2 separate regions of the Homo sapiens genome follow, and region 1 is linked to region 2. A link is a contact called in ENCODE Hi-C data. All regions are on one chromosome and are shown on one strand. Each heading gives the region's core, a stretch centred on a gene start or an enhancer-like site at or near the end of the contact. The rest is flanking DNA. Distances are from core to core; before and after follow the strand shown.

Region 1 (3,224 bases), core at 121-2,620, 960 kb before region 2:
ATCCTTCTTCCTCGGCCTCCCAAAGTGTTGGGATTTACAGGTGAGAGCAATAGTGCCCAGCTGGCATCTTTGTTTTTAAAAACAGTTCAGTTGGAGACTTCCAGCTTCATGCATACCCTTTAAAAGCATAGAAGTGACCATCTAAGAAGGTCATTCTCTTCCAACTATATCTGGGGTGGAGAGGGAAGTACACACACTAAAGTTACAGAAGCCAAATTAATACAGAAAATCAAATGTTATAATAAAATATCTTTAAAAACTAAATATTCTTAACAAGAAACAAATCACCTCTGGAAATAAAGGTTGTACTAATCCCCCAACACACCCATAGTGTGTTTTAGTTTTTCAGATTTTCAAAACAGTAATGAGACCGTAAAGAAAGCTATAATACTCCAATACAATATTTCAAAAAGTTTGTTTTGCACGAGTTTCTTGGAGACTTTAGAAATTCAGTAGAATATAACTCACGGAATTTAACCCAAGCTTCCATGTTCAGTAATCTTGAAAAGAAGCTGGAGGTGGTAGTGGGAATTAAAAATTAAATTTAAATATGTTAACTGAGTAACTTTAGAACACGGATATGCACCCACGTCTGTTCTTTCCAAATTTTCATTTTATATTCAGGAAAAATATCTAATTTGCATCAAAGTCATGATTTTATATTCTGTACTTAGAATTACTCTTTTAAAAATCCAAATTTCATTGCAGCAAGCATAATACATACATTGAAAATTTTAATTGTAGTTTATTACATGCTTCACTTAATTCAAACAAGAAAGCAAAAATAGATTACTTATATACAGTAATTAGTTACAGCAAAGACTACTCATTAAGAGTTATTATACACCCAGTTCATTCTACAAAATAAAATCAAAATATAAGCATATCTAAATATGATCCATCCTTGAGCATCACACAATCTATTAATACTTCTTCATCACTGCAAAATGTATCACAATACATGTAATTATAACACTGAAAACTATTGGCCAGTTCTTTTATTCCCCCACATCATTCCAAGAAATAGCATGATTCCATCTTACTTTTAGAACAGTGGTTCTCAAACTTTTTGGTATCAGGAGCCCTCTATGCTTTAAAAATAGGAACCACTCCAAACAGCTTTTTATTTAAAAGAGTTATATCAATATTTATCAAGAATTAAAATTGAGAAAAAATTTAGTTTAGTTTGATATAATAAATCCATTAAAACTAGCATAAAAACTCTCTATATTTGTTTGAGTAATCAGAAGAAGAATTTATGTGCAAACAAACAGGAAGCCCATATGTGGGGCTGGCTTTTTTTCTGAATCCAGGAGTTCAAATCATATCACCAGGACTCTCTATTCTGCATTTTTCACTTTCAGAAATGCTCTCTATGTGTGGCAAAAATGATGGCCCCCAAGCAGTTCCCAGCTTACATTATTCTAACAGCTAGTGAAACCAGAAAAAGGAGGCTACTCTTCTCTCCCCCAGCATCCGTACTGGCCTCTGAAAATGACTCATCTTCCCCATTTAGGTCATATCCCCACTGCAGGTCAGGGATAGGCAGAGCTCTATGATAAATAGCCTCACCTGAAATTAAATACCATATTTTTAAAATTAAAAAAAAAAACACAAAAACTATTTTTCCAAAATAAAATACAAATTTTCTGAGAAGAGTGACCAAGTTTTACACTTTTTGCAAATACCTTTGTTTGGCTTAATAGAAGACAGGCCGATTCTTACATCTGTTTTTACATTCAGTCTGTTATGACATGTTATACTGGTTGAAGTACATGAAGAAAACCTGACCTGACACAGATACATAGTTGGAAAAACAAGGACCTCATAGACACCATGAAAGGCTCTCAGGAAATTCCAGGAATCCTGATATCACACTTGAGAACCATAGCTTTAGAAGTTACATAACTTCTAAATTAAATAAAAAAAAAAAAAGAAGTGCCCATTAAGTGTCAAAGACCCAATAGTCAGATAACAAAACCAAAGTAAAAGTTTGTACTGTTCAGTGCAAACAGCAGCAGCCCAAATGACAAATTAAGCCCAGATAGTTGTGGTTATAATTATGGTTATACATCAAGCCACAGAACTCTCTCTTTAAAAAAAAAAAAAAAAAAAAGGTGTATCTGCAATATGGTAACCCATGACTAACCTTCATATTTAGGGTTTTTTTTTTTTTAATTCCTATTCATAGTTGAGGAAGAATTGAGTTATCTGAGAAAAGACTGGTTCTAGAGGCCACCCCCACTCCATTACTCACATTCTGTCTAGTTAACAACAGATCTCAGGTAACCCATCCCTCTGGTTACTAAAATGAGAGAGCAGAGGCTAGTGAACATTTTCTTTTAAAACCAAAAAGGCAAAATTATCCAAAAGAAATAGCACTAAAACTAGAAATACAAAAAACCTAGTTCTATCATCCTGTTGGATAAATTTGGCTGAGTCGATTAAGCCTTTAACCTTTTTCTCATATTTCTTTAAAAGGTCTGGCTAATGCTGTGTGGTTATATATGTTAGAGATTCACTTCTAAGTCTTTCTCTAACATTGCTACCAAAATTTTCTGATACGGTTACCACAGTCATGCCAAAATTTATCTTTAAAAATGAGAAATTATTATGGACACTTTTCCGGTCATGAATCTTAAGACTAAGCAAACTAAGCTTCAGTTTTTTCATCTAACAGCTGACTTGCCAAACTAGAAATAATTACAAATAAATATAATTACAAATAAGACACACTTTATTAACCTGCCAAGCACCCTAACAATCGTTAAGGGATTACTAAATAATGAACTATGATAAAAAAAAATGCCTATAATCACCCCTAAAAATATACTTTAGTTAAATTCTGGTTGCTATATTTTAAGTCCTATATTACCTTTCAAACCTACTTTGTCCCAAGCCAAATTGTTAGCCTTTCCATGAAGCAGTCTGGTATTGAAGAAAAGCACTGAACTGTACTCCAAAAAACAATTTTCAGATTTCCAGTCTGGTGTTATTTCTGCTTTATTCACTAGTTATATAATCCTGCGTTAGCATTTTATTTCTCTAGGCTTTAGTTTACTCATTTAAAAAAAAAAAAAAGGCACTGAACCATACGATCTGAAAAAGTGGGTCATTTTTGTGAAAAAATATTTGGCTTTCACCACCTTGCGCTCTTTCTCCCTTCCCATTCCAGTAACTTTTAGTTAACTGAATTTCAAAATAATTTAGTACATAGCATTAGA
Region 2 (3,320 bases), core at 158-2,657:
TAGGGGAAAAGAACTTCAGCTCTAGGGTGGGGCAAACGGACACAGAAACTGCTTTGTAAAAAACACACAAGAATCCAAATTAAAACACAGCAACAACAACAACAAAAGGAAATAAAAAATTGCCTATTTTGCCACCTACTTTCAGGTAATGGAAAATGATCGCGACCGCTTGATGACTTTCTTCCTGCGCTGGGTCAGCCCGAGCTTCCAAAAATAAAATAAGTGTGACCCAGGCTGACCACGAAGAACGGAAGAGAGAGAGCTGCACTTCCGAACCGCAGAGACCCGGCGCCAGGCAGGGCGACGCTCCCACCCGCTCCGGGCTAGACTGTCCACACGGAGCAGAGGCGGGCACTCCCTCCACCCGGCACCCTGCCTTTTTCTCACCCTGGAAGTCTCCTGCCCCCGAGGCGGGCAACCTGTGTCCCCCAGCCCCACCAGCGCCCCGCCTAGGGACAGCCTCTCCCTGGACTTTGCCTTCCACCAAGAGGAAGAACAGGTTAGAAATGCGGGCGCCTGCAAAGGCAACCTGGAAAATACAAAGTGTTTTTCTCTCCCTCTCCCGCTCTCAGCGCCGAATTCGCGGCCAGTGCACGGCTGGGAGCAGACTTCAGGCTAGCTGTCCTCCGTCCCAACCCCCTAGAGCGCGGGCGCGCGGGGTCGCCTGTCGGGGACACTGCACGGGGTGCATACAGAAGTCCCCGCAGAGGCAGGCCGAGCCCAAGCCCCGGGCGAGGCAGGTCCGCGGGGAGCGCCCCGGATCCTCGCGAAGACCCTGCGGGATTTGAGAAAGGGAGGCTCGGGGAGAGACGGACCCAACTCCTGGTCCGGCTGCACCTACTCCATGTTGCCCACAACGCGCCGGCCGCGGCGCCAGGAGGGGAAGAGCCAAACGTGCCTCACCGTGATCGCGGCTTTGCACCAACCCCTCTCCCTTGGATTCTCTTCTTTCTGCGATGTGCAAATAAATCCAGTCTCGATGCAAACTTTTTTCCTTTCTTTCCAACCTCTGCTTTAGACCAACTTCCGAGCAATCGGCGGGAGAAAAAAAGAGAATTCGGAGCCAGATTCCCCGCTGATGAACACTCCGGGGTTCGGAGCTGGAGACGACTCCCCTTCTACAAGCGCACGCGGAGTATTTCCTCTTTTTTCTCAATGAACAAGAGGCCGAAGCGCCAACGGCAAGTCCCTTTTCCTGGCAGATGAGCGAATGGGAAAAGAAAACGGCCTTACGGAGAACCTAAAGCCAGATCGCCAAGTGGTGCGGCCGGGGCCGCGTCGTAGCGGAGGCGGCGCGGGGGCGCGGGCCGGGCCGGGCCGGGCGGGCGCGGGGGCCTGGGCGCTGCGCGCTCCGCCGGCCCCTCTCCTCCGCTAGCGCTGCGGCGCGCAGCTCTCGGCGGTGCAGACTGGGCGTTGTGGAGGCGAGGCAGCGAGGCCGAGGCGGGGGCGGTGGGTGCGGAGGAGGAGGAAGAGGAGGAGGAGGAGGAGGAGGAGGGTCTGGGGCCCGCCCGGGGGGGGCTCGCCGTTGGCCTGCGCCCTCGCCTTTCCGGAGGAGGCAGGGAGCTCTGCGGCGGCCGCGGCAGCAGTAAATGGCGTCATGTGGATCCGAGGCGGAACAGAGCAGTTGTTGTCCCAGAGGATATATCGCATCCGGTCCCAGCTCATTGGCTCCGCGGGGCTACATTCACTCACACTCCAGCGCCCGCCAGCGCTCCGAGCCGCAGGAGGCATTCAAAAGGGCAACCGCGCCGCCCCGCGCGTCCCCAGGCCGGTCCTGCCGCCCGAGCGCCGTCACGCGGGGCGCCCGCGGGGCCGGGCTGGGCACTGCAGGGTCAGTTTATCTAGTTTCAAGGAAACACTGACCTTAAGGTTTGCCCAGAGGCAATGAGGACGAGCCAGAGGCTCGAGCTGACTTAGGGAACTTTCTCCTTGCCACCAGGAAAGGGGAATGAACATTTAAGACTAATCTGGGCCACGCAGTGTTAGCATGAAAAACAAGTTGCAGGTTTTAAGACTTTATCCAGAATCCATTTCAAGTCTACCTCTCCCCTTTTCTGTTCCCCTTTGCGGAGCGGGTGACGGGGGCTGGGGCGGGGGGAGAAGAAGGGGGAGGGGAAGGGGAGCGGGAAGTGAGGTGGGAGGGCTATTGGTTTATTCTTTGTCTACTGGATTAACCCGATTATACACCAGGCACCAGCACAAACCGCCTCCCCCACCTCCGAGCCTTGTACGGGAGGAACGGAATGCAGATTCGAGTTTCAAGTACCTTCTGCTCTTGCTGGGATTTGCTTTTGATTGTGTCGACTTGTAGTTTTTCCGTTTATTAGAATTTCATTTTTAAGGGGGGTTATCTATGAATGGAGGCTTTTTGAAGAGCTTCCTTACTATTTTGCTTCATGCAGTAGCTAAAGTCTACAGTCTAAGCCTTTTAACTTAATTCATTAATAGACAGGAACAAGATTACTCAGGGCGACAGCATGGGCTTCCGAAATGGGGGGGCGGGGGGGAGGGAAGGGTTGGCTCACTGCAGATTTCCTTCTTCCCTTAACTAAAAGTCATCCTTCATTTCCCACTTTTCTTGCCACCTAGAACATTTCTCAAGATTCTGTTGTCCATGTTGAAGGTGCACTATTCTTTCCCATTTACAAAAAAAAAATAAAGATAGAAAATGCATACATATGCACTGTCCTAGCTGCCGTTCATTTACTAAGAAATGTGCCTTCACGTGGGAGCACCAGTGGAAAATTAAAACTTGCGCATACACACGCCTAATATTGCATTCTGTCGAGCGACTTACAGAATGCTTTTACTTTACAGGGAAGTACCTGCTTGTACGGTCAAAATTCCCGAATAGCACCTGCGATCTTGCCCCATGCGGGGTGTTCTTGAAAGCAGTGTTAGGAAAACATGGTGCTTCACTCGTCCAGCTTTAACCCAATCCATTTGCAGCTACCCTGGAACTAGCTGCCTTCTTCTGAGCTCCTGCTCTAGAATGTCCCCAGCGCGCTCTCTGCCTCGCTGCGGTCTCACCCTGACTTCTCCATGTTTCTCTAGGGCTCTCCTCTTTCTCTAGGGATTTGGAACCAGAGATGGCAAGGGAAGTGGCATGCGTTATTTCCGGGCGCTGGCCTACGTCCCCCGACCCCTAAGGTGAGGGTGGACGAGGCTACAACGGCCTGCTCCCGAGCGTCCCGGGACTGCGGGCGCAAAACAGCTGGGCCTCTCTGGCCACAGCCGCTCGCCGGACGCCCGAATCCATTGAGCCGACGGTGAACGCAGGCGCCGCTGCGCTCGCGGCCCCTCTGGCCACCAGGGGGCGC

The links. A loop is a pair of places that touch in the nucleus more often than their neighbours do. Pooled maps may share reads with other maps.
Region 1: a map with no recorded cell type shows a loop between it and region 2 (5-fold over the local background). The contact joins the enhancer-like site here to the promoter of SPRY2 in region 2. A Hi-C loop is called at or near these places in 2 of 37 single-sample maps with no recorded cell type and 1 of 50 pooled maps.

The regions. Positions count from the first base shown.
Region 1 is chr13:79,384,496-79,387,719 of GRCh38, forward strand. All of the region lies in intron 1 of RBM26 (RNA binding motif protein 26), which reads right to left. Among named protein-coding and RNA genes, the nearest start is that of RBM26, 20 kb to the right of the region's middle. Within about 2 kb of position 1,371, at least 4 of the 41 ENCODE cell types and tissues checked have a DNase peak (open chromatin) inside an H3K27ac peak, as active enhancers do.
Region 2 is chr13:80,339,719-80,343,038 of GRCh38, forward strand. It overlaps SPRY2 (sprouty RTK signaling antagonist 2), which reads right to left and starts at 1,408. Exons shown (of 2, transcript NM_005842.4): 1 at 904-1,408. RefSeq lists silencers at 1,356-1,545, 1,776-1,825, 3,225-3,320 and an enhancer at 3,232-3,320.